Linked DNA regions of Homo sapiens: region 1 is linked to region 2. A link is a contact called in ENCODE Hi-C data. All regions are on one chromosome and are shown on one strand. Each heading gives the region's core, a stretch centred on a gene start or an enhancer-like site at or near the end of the contact. The rest is flanking DNA. Distances are from core to core; before and after follow the strand shown.

Region 1 (5,003 bases), core at 1,834-4,333, 2.0 Mb after region 2:
GCCTGAACCCAATTTCTTAACCAGTGAGCATTGTAAGGGTAGACTAAAAGGGGCTGTCCTTGTGACTTGCTGACACAAACCCTTTTCCCGGTGAAGAGGTGCCTGAGCAATACTATTTAATTGTATTTCCTGGCCAGACAACTTCCACCATCTCCTTAGGAGACAGGGTGGTCAGGAAGCAGGAAAGACTAAGATGATGGGGACTCTCTGCTGTCCCCACCTTCCCTGTCCATTGTAGGGTCTCTGCAGCCTCATACCCTATGTCCAGCGACCTCCCCCACCCCGCCGCCAGTGGAATGCCTGAAAGTGGGGTTTGGCCTGGGAAAGTCCAGGTAACACTTCAGATTAAGCTCCTCTTGTCAATTTCCTGCTACACAAGACTTTCTGAATCCAAGTCTCTTTCCTATGAATAGAGGGCGGGAGGCCAGATTGCCCAGTTGGAGGTGTGGCTTCAGCTGGTCTCCGTTGAAGTCTGAAAAGCCAACAAAGCATAGTGAGAATTCTGTGTGGTTCAAGAGGGTGCCTTGTGCTTGTTGAGGAGAGGCCGTTGGCTTGATCACTCACGACACTATTACTGACGTTATTATTTACTGCCTGCCCAACCACAGAAATATTCTGATTCCCCTAAGGAGCCAGTGAGCAGTAATAATTTTCTGTATTGCAACAATCCTCCTAATGACAGAAACAGATCCACCTCCAGGTACGTGGTGGACGAATGGGAGCAGCTGGCTGCTGGCCCCACACTTACCAACCTTGACCACAGGGTCCACCCAGCAACTCCACCTCACCCATGGATCAGGGGGAAAAACAACTCACAGACTGTTCTCCTCTTACCAAGGTTAAAACGCAGCTGGAATTACTTTGGGCAGTTTGTTTTTAAAAATGAGTGTTGCAATTGTAACTGTCTCAATGCAAGCTTCGCTGTAGATGCCCTTCTTAACAATATGCTTTATCTTCTGACTGAGAAAATCACTTGAGATGTTATCATGCACAATCCCACTTGTTCTGCCTCTCCACCCTGGCACCTTCTCCGAACCCAGAGATCCCAGAGGGCCAGCATCTCACCCCATGTAACTCCATGTAATTCTCCCATCTAATTACACCGGCTGAGAGTCTGTCTTAAGAAATTCAGTGGGAGCTCCAGGTGTGGAGGGGATAAAGAAGAGATGGAAATATACCAAGTGAAAACATCAGATTTTTCTAAAAAGGGATTTGTGTATTTTCCTGGAGTCATGAGTCCTATAGAAAAAAATTTATATTCTTTTTGTTTTGTCCTTTTTACTGGCAAGGGATTTAAGCCTTTGGATTAAGAGAAACTCAAAAGATAATTTAATTCCATTCTTATACTTCTGCCTGGATAAATAATTCCAGAAAAAAAAAAAAAAGATATCAGCTGCCCTTGTCTTTCCTTCCAGAAAAGAGCTTCTGTAATCGTCCTTCATTATGGGACATCGTGCCTCACAACTCATCTCAGTTGATTGCAGAGTAGATGGTTGTATTTAATTTACATAATCAAAATTTTTTTCCTAGAAGGAGAATCCCTGAAAAATGTTAGCTGGGTCAAAATAAAATTTTCTAAAAAGAAGAAGGAAAAGGAAAAGGAGAAAGAAATGTGAGTTGGGCTTAGGTTTGGGAGGGCAGCAGAAAAGCATGACTTTTTTTATGCCTCTTTTCGAGCTTTGTAGCCAAGCATCTTGGCAGTCTCTAATATTTTTCTACTTTTTCCCACTGGGGACTCAACTGTATGTTTGTGGGTCACGTGGAGGAACTCTCAAAATTAGACAACAATAGCAAACATTTATTGAACTCTTGCCAGACATCAGGTCCTACCCTAAGTTTTCTATGTTTAACCGCCACAGCTGGTACTGGTACTACTATTATCCCATTTAACAGATGTAGATACTGAGGCCCTGAGAGATCACACAGATAGTAATCGTGGGGCTGGGTTTGAAGCCAGGCAGCCCAAAGCTGCCTTTGTATACCTGTGTCAATCTGCTTGGAGCTGTCATCTGCTGTCCCAGTGCTTAGGTATTTGGGGCCTCTCTGATTTCTTTAGATATCCTTGACAAGCCTTTTCTTTTCCTTTTCTCTTTTTATTCCTTTTCTTTGCCTCTTCCTGCCATGCAGTCACCTCCGGATGCCAGCGGGGCAGTCAAGGAGAGAGATCTCTTTCTGTGTCTTTAAATACAAGCCAGAGGCCTCTCAGTCCATCGTCTCTCTCTGCCTCCCTGTCACCTACCTCCTACTCCCCCAATCCCCCCACAGCCCCGCTCACCATCCTCTTCAAATTCCCTGCCATCCTCACCACCACCTTCACTCTCCATCTGGAGTCCAAAGATGTGAGGGCCAGTAATAGAGTGTCAGCGGAAGTAATTGATTCCTCACACCGAGAGAATTCGCCTGCCTTTAGTGTCAATGGAGCTGAACCAGAGTCTTGGAGGGTGAGCGAGACATGTAAACAGTCCGTGGCCGAGCTGTCAGGACGAAGCCAGACACACCGGAGAGTGAACGAGGGGGGAAATGGTGGAACAAATAATTGTTTTATTGGAAAGGAAAGGAATAAATAATATTTCAGCCCAGGAACTGGCAGTTTGAAAGAGATGGTTGAGAGCTTGGAGCAGAAGGATTCGTGATGCAGGTTTTAATGGAAGAGATTTTCTTTGTCTCAAAGTAGGAGGTTTCGTCCCCACCCGACCCCCCTCTCCCATTATCATCATTATTATCATTAAAATAATTACTGTAACAATTACAGTTGATGAGACCTCAGGTTTATACAGCACCTTTCATCTAAAAGTTCAAAGCGATTTATCTATGTGTCATCTTTTGAGAGTGGTAGGAGGGTAAGAAACTATTATTTTGGGGGGTCATCTGCTGGGAAACTGAGGTCCAAGCAGATACAAGATTTAGTCCAAGCCTCAGGGCAGGCTGCTGGGTTAAATGGTGGGGTACTGAGTTATCTTCTTGGGGGCCTTTTCTGCTGTACTCTTCACTGCCTGGGCCTTTATACACACGTGGCTCTTGAAGCTCATCCCCGGCACTGATGCCTCCTCCCACACTGCCAGGGCCTCCACTGGTCGCTACAATATTGTGGCCAACCAGCCAGAAGCTCTGTGCGCAAAACAAACAGCCTGCTTCTGGCTGTGAGATGAATAAAGATCCTTCAAGGTCTGACTCACACAGCTCCCATCCTGCTTAGAGACTTCCTGTAATCTGGTTCCCTTTCTTGTAGAAGCTCATGTCCTTTCTAAACATCTTTCTTCATGGTCTTATGAGGCTCTAGCCAGGAGCACCCAACATTCCTAAATGCTTGCTTCTTCCACCCCCAACAAACCCCAACCTGTTCTCTCAGAATGGAAAGGGCATTTCTGGGATGGGGAGAGAAGGTGAATGCTTTAACATGCCTCACATGGCCCGGGCTGCCTGTGCAGCATGATGCTTCAGAATGCAGCTGTCGAAAGCATAGTCACAAACGGAAGCGGTTCCAGCTGACTGGCCCCTGAGTGCTAGATTCAGAATCTCCGCCCTGGCGTGGCAGCAGCCCTTTCCTGCTTGGACATTAGTGCAGGCCCATCATTTCCACACCATGGTGTTTTTTGCACAGTAGTGACAAGTTTGCCCCTGGAGCCAGGAGAAGCTCCAAGCTCTGTAATCTGAAGCTCCAAGTAAATGAACTCTAAAAGGGAGGCCCATCACACCTGCCACCTACTCCCAAACTGTCCCCTACTTGGATTTCTGCATGGCACGTTTTTCAGATGAGTTTTGCATCTTCCAAGTTTTGTTAGGGAGGCTGGATGCCAGCAAAGAGGAATAGAAAAATGATATGGAGCCTAAATCCCTGGAAAAACAAAAAGGACTTTTCTGTTGCTGTGGTGGATTCCCTGGTGCCCAGTACACTTCCGTTCCCAGCAGGCTCCCGTTTTTTGGACAGACGGGGAAGTTATGATTTGCCCTCACAATTGGATCCCCTGGGAGCCAGAATTAGTGTGAACACCTATTCCGGAGGGAACTGTTCACCCTGCCGAGTAAAGGGGCACTGCCAGCACACCAGGGGCCCCAGACGCTGTGCTCTGATTGCCCTTCAGTGACCACCCATGCAGGCAGCCCCACCGGGCACAAAGGCATGATTCCTGTTCCCTTTTGTCAAATGAGGCCAACTGAGGCACACAAGCATGATTGATCCAGGCCAGCGTAGGAAAATTTAGTAAGTCCTGGCCCTGCTGGGATTCACCTTTACACCTGCTAGTGCTGCTGCTGCCGCTGAGAAAAACAGAAATGGAAAGAAATTGTGGACTACTCTTCCTTTGCACTCTGGTATCATTCCAGAATGCTACCAAGGGGCCCTTTAAGTTGACTGCAGAGGGTGAGGATTTTATAGACACAGAGCAGACCAACGAAAGACCCAACACTCATGCTGAAAGCAGCCTGCCCCCAAAGCCTTAAACTTCACATTGGCACCGGTTGCCTAGAAAACCATTCCTTACATAAGCAAACATGTTTCATCCAAGTGGCCTCCAGTGTGTGTGCTGGTCCAGAAGCAGAGCAGACCCGTGACCACACGGCCTCAGGAATGCGCCTTGCTGGCCAGCCAGGTCAGCGAGGGAAATGGTATTCACCCAAAGGACCAGTGCAGAAGTTGGGGAGGCTTTGTTGCGTGCCCTTAATTCTCTGAAAGTTCACCTTCAGAGAGACTTATCAGATGCGTTGTCTGGAGTGGCCTCCTTCCTCACGTCAGGAGGCATTCTTGGCAGCCTGCTCCATGAGGAACAATGAGATTGGCGGGGCCCTCACCATCATCGCAGGGCCTTTGCGGAAAAAGAGCCAGCAATTATAAATAGATGTTATTTGTCGTTTCCATTTTCTTGCCTTCAAGGTTTTTTGGAATAATTCCTTCAGTTTGTTTTGGGTTATTCTCTCCGTGTACTTCCTTTGGTGGGTGGTCAGACTTCCTCCTTTCTGAAGAGCCATGGTGACCCTGGTTGTGAGGGGATTGTGGATAAGAAGCT
Region 2 (5,016 bases), core at 414-2,913:
TGAGTGTGGTCCTCCCACTGCACATGTAATCTCAGATACTACATGTTCTACCTTGCTGAGTAATAGTAAGTAGAATGGAATGTTGGACTTTATCTAAAATGTGGGAGTAAAACAAGTACATGTGAAACTGCAGAGCTTATCATTCTGGTCCAGGTATCATGAGGAAAGGAGAAAACCATGGTTGGGAGCGGCCATCCACACCCAACTAGTATTTGGAACTGGAGGCTACAGAGAATTCTGCTACTGAGGTCTACAATGTTATTTGCCCTTTCTGCTCCTTGATCTTTCACTGCATAAACCATCTGGGAAGTGTCCTTTATGGTTGTCATTAAAATGCTGCCAGATTCCAGTATTGAGACCATAGGGAATGCAGTAGTGTGCGTGTGTGTGTTTGTGAGTGTGTATGTGTGTGTGCCATCCATGTGTGGGTAGATGAGATGCTGATGGGAACCGGATATACTAATGTATTCAGGGGTTCTTAACTAGGTGTCCAATGTAAACTTGGTTGAGAAAAAAATTATACCTTCCTTTTCATTATCCTCTCCAACTGAAATTTAACATTTCAATGATATATTTAAGTAACAAACCACAGTATTTTTTGCAGTACTTGTCACTTTGTCATCAATAGAATCACAGATATTTTCATGTCACATTATAGTTGTTCCAAGTATCTCAAAATATTACTTATGCTTACCACTACTTCAAAATTATGGTAGTTATCGGCTGGATGCGGTGGCTCACGTCTGTAATCCCAGCACTTTGGGAGGCCGAGGCGGGTGGCTCATGAGGTCAGGAGATTGAGACCATCCTGGCTATGGTGATACCCCGTCTCTACTAAAAATACAAAAAATTAGCTCGGCGTGGTGGCGGGGCCTGTTGTCCCAGCTACTTGGGAGGCTGAGGCAGGAGAATGGCATGAACCTGGGTGGTGGAGCTTGCAGTGAGCCGAGATTGTGCCACTGTACTCCAGCCTGGGCAACAGAGCGAGACTCTGTCTCAAAAAAAAAAAATTATGGTAGTTATCATACCATAGCTAGATTTAATATGTTAATGAAGCATATTTATTACTATATCATGAACATTTGTTTTTAAAAAAATATTTGAAAACTACATTTCAAAACTTTCAGTTTTCTTTGCAATCCAATGTATTTTATTTTATGCATTTCAAAACATGATTGTGAGAAGGGGTCTTTAGGCTTCCAGACCACCAAAGGGGTCCCTGACACAAAAAAGGTTAAGAGCTGTCAGACTTATTGGACATAGTCTTGCCAGGTGGATGTAAGAGGAATGTTGGGGACAAAATGCCCGCATATCCACTTTCATATGAGACTTTTTTTGCATACTGACTGAGTAGAAAAAGGGAAAAGGCAATAAGTACTTAACCTCATGCTTGCACAGAAACACATACATAACTTTGTCCAGCTTGTAGACTGAATTTCTGAGAAATAAAAAGACAGTAATAGATCTAGAGAGCTTAGAGAGAGATCTGCGAGAACAAACCCACAATCTTGGGTACATATTGTGCATTTCCATAAACCTTCCCTAAGTAGAGATCTGGGAAAAGAATGGACATAATTTTCTCGAAACTCTGACCTCTAGGACCTGGAGAAAGTCCATTCAGCCAGCCAGAGCCCTCCCTATTCCCTTGGGCGGTAGCCTCAGAGTCCTCTGGGACAACATCTGCAAGCGGAATGCAAATCACTAGCCTGTCTGCCACCCCTCATTGCTCAGCACCTTATGGTTGCTATTTTTAGGAAGTCCGAATTTCTCAATAGAGACACAGCATCACCAGCAAGCCCTGAGAAGTTAGCCTTGTTTCCCAAATGTCTGAGGGTGGACCCAGAGTAAACACTCCACCTTCACTCCCTTCTGCTGAAATTAAAATGCTTCTATTTCTGCAGCTTGAAGGGAGGAAAGAGAGAGGGAAGAAGAAATGTTTGTTCATTTCTTCAGGTATTTTAGAAATTGAACTTGCAAGCAGGGTCTGTCTCCAGTTAATCAAATAAAAATTCTTCTTAGTATCACAAGACAATTTAAAACTAGAAAAACTCAGAAACTGCATCTGACAAAGGTCTAATGCCCAGAATCTATAAGGAACTTAAATAATTCAACAAGCAAAAAAGAAACAACCCCATTACAAATTGGGCAAAGGACAGAGACTTCTCAAAAGAAGACGTACATGCAGCAAACAAGCATATAAAAAATCCTCAACATCCCTAATCATCAGAGAAATGCAAATCAAACCACTATGAGATGCCATCTCACATCAGTCAAAATGGCTATTATTAACAAGTCAAAAAATAACAGATGTTGGCAAAGTGGCAGAGAAAAGGGAACACATACACTGGTGGCAAATGAGGCCATTCACTCACCCCCATCCTCCACTTCCCACCCTCCACCACACAAACCGAACGATGGTTTCTGATAATGCCCCTTTCACTCATTCACACAGTCTGGCGGAAGCTCATTCTGAAGTGATGGTTTAATCGCAAAGAGCAAGAAGCCAGAGTCAAAGAATCCATCAGCTTTTCCAAGATTACAATCTTAGACTGGAAGGATTGTGTTTGAATCCTTTTCTGCTACTTACTAGATCTTTCCATCTATCAAATGGAATAATAATAATTACTCCTATACAGTAGTTCTGTGAGATAACATGTGTGAATTGAAAAGTGCCTGATCAACGCTAGTTAATGTATAACTGCTATAACTTCTGTTTTCCTAGACAAGTGTGATAGTCTCAAAGGAAGCTTGCTCCTGTTTAATGAATGCTAAAGTATTATCTGGCGTCCTAGGGCCATTTCTCATTGCCTCGTTTTTTTCTCCTGCAAATTATCCTCTACTGCTTATGTCTTCAGTCTTTCTCCCTCTGCCTCCTGCTGCCACCTGCTCCCACCTTGGGGACCTGCCTCCCTGCAGAAAGCAAGTGTCCTGCTCTGGGCCATGTGGTAGCTTAGTGGTAAAGACTCTCTCCCTGGAGGTGGGACCTGTGGTTTCTGGGCAAGAACTGTGATGGGTGGGTAGGTCTGCCTAATAATTCTGGGGTGCTTGTTGTGACTGCACGGCTCAGCCACGTTCTCGGGTAGCCCTCTATCAGCGATATTTTCCTCTCTGTCTGCCTGACTCCTTTGTCTTTCTTGGTCTGTCTTATAGGATTTAGAACTGAATTAGCAAGTAGGAAGGAGTAATTTATTAGCCACCTCGAACTCCAACAATGGAAAAATGCCAAGATTTAAGGGACAGGTGGGGAAGAGCTGCCTGCAATCTGATCTGGGTTCATGGCTTTATTCTCACCCTGACCTGGGAGTCCCAGGAGTACCATCTCCTATGCGCCTCCTCCCCTTCCTATGCTCCCATTGAACTGATATGAAGTTTCAGAAGTCCTGTTCAACACAGTGAGTCAGACAGCTGATTTCAATCTGTTGGAGCTGCTGTAAGAGATTCAACCTATTTGAAATCCTGGCTTTCATATGCTGCTGCCTCTTAGATCTGTCCTGGCAACCCAGACCTGTGTGCTGACCCATATCGTGAGGGTTCCTCATTGCTCTCAGTACGAAGAGCAAACTGCTTAGCAAGGCATAAAAGGTCCTTTGTCACTGGCCTCAACTACCTGTCACCTCCTGGGCCCTTCCTCAGTGTCCTTTCTGTTCCAGCCACACTGAGCTCCTTGTGGTTGGTTCCCTTAGCAAGCCATGCACTTTAAAACTTTTCCAAGTAGTGTATACTTTACTTGGAAGGGAAGGCCCTCTCTTCGCCATGCTGATCTGGCCAGTTTTCGTTATCCTCCAACTCAGCACCTCTGGCCAGAGAAGCCTCTTCAGGCAAATTAGGGCCTTCTTACTGCCTTAGTCTCTCCTGGCATCATGGTGTAGAGCAACACCTGCTGTGTCATAGTCACTGAACACAGGTTTTTAGGTAAGCAAGTGCAGTTTCAAGGCCATTATAGGCCTTCCTACTCTCATTTTTTTCTGCCTAGAGGCCAGTTACACAATTCCAATTTTCCAGAAGAGTTCTATAACAATCTGACATAGCAAAGCTGGGTGAATTTCATACAATGAACAACAGTGCAAGAGGTCAACCTAGATTAGATTCCTGAAAGGGATGAGATTTCCTTGTGTTTCCACTATTGATTCTGGCCCCTCAATGAAGAGAATGATGAGCCAAGTACCAGTCATTCCAAATCTGAGCCATCTGTAATATAATGGAAGCTAAATTCTGTAAGAACAAGTTTAGCCTGGAATTTTCCTCAAGATAATGTATACATGACATCATATGCACTGCGGTGTTAATGGGTGTTTCTGGATGGATTCTCAGACAAATATTAGATTTGTTTGGACCTTGTCTTGGGCTGTAGCCTCTTTACTTTTGCTCTTTACCTTACTATTGGATATCTTGCAACATCTCAGATTCAGGTATTTTTTTCTCCCCAAGTTCCTTTATTTTTCCTCCAATATTTCTAGGAGAAAGCACACAGTCTTCAGTTTTATCGCCTGTACCTATGAGAGGTTAATAAAGGCTTTGTGTGTGTGTATATATTAAGATATGGAAGTATAGTCACTTAGGGAGAAAGAAAATTACTGCTTTTTCTAAAACTTAAAGGAAAAATTAAGGCTTAAAAACCTGGGATGCTTTTAGCTTTGTGCTATATCTAGCATCTAACAAATGCTTGATAAAGTTTGGCCATAATTGTTATCATAATTATTAATACTATTAATAGTAATGATAGGATTTGGTACATGAAAACAGGTTGTATTTATGCCAATGCCAAAAAGCAAGTGTGGGGAGTATACTCTGCTGGCCCTAAGTTCCCCATAGGAAGTAGAGATTGCATATATTAGCTGGAACTCGCCCAAGCTACTTTTGGGACAAACAGGATAATGTGTTCGGAACAGAGGTCAACAGCTGTTACTCTTCTGTGACATTCCGGAGATGTGGACAGATGTATTCAGATTGACCTTCCTTATTTAGTGAGTGTGGGAACTGGTGGGAAGGGGTAGGGGGAAGGGAGATACAGCGAGG

Evidence for each region. A loop is a pair of places that touch in the nucleus more often than their neighbours do. Pooled maps may share reads with other maps.
Region 1: a map with no recorded cell type shows a loop between it and region 2 (5-fold over the local background). The contact joins two enhancer-like sites. A Hi-C loop is called at or near these places in 2 of 37 single-sample maps with no recorded cell type and 2 of 50 pooled maps.

What each region holds. Positions count from the first base shown.
Region 1 is chr2:205,703,813-205,708,815 of GRCh38, forward strand. All of the region lies in intron 2 of NRP2 (neuropilin 2), which reads left to right. Among named protein-coding and RNA genes, the nearest start is that of NRP2, 24 kb to the left of the region's middle. RefSeq lists enhancers at 2,790-2,929, 3,140-3,439, 4,315-5,003. Within about 2 kb of position 3,084, at least 31 of the 41 ENCODE cell types and tissues checked have a DNase peak (open chromatin) inside an H3K27ac peak, as active enhancers do.
Region 2 is chr2:203,687,293-203,692,308 of GRCh38, forward strand. No RefSeq gene overlaps it. Among named protein-coding and RNA genes, the nearest start is that of CD28, 17 kb to the right of the region's middle. Within about 2 kb of position 1,664, at least 10 of the 41 ENCODE cell types and tissues checked have a DNase peak (open chromatin) inside an H3K27ac peak, as active enhancers do.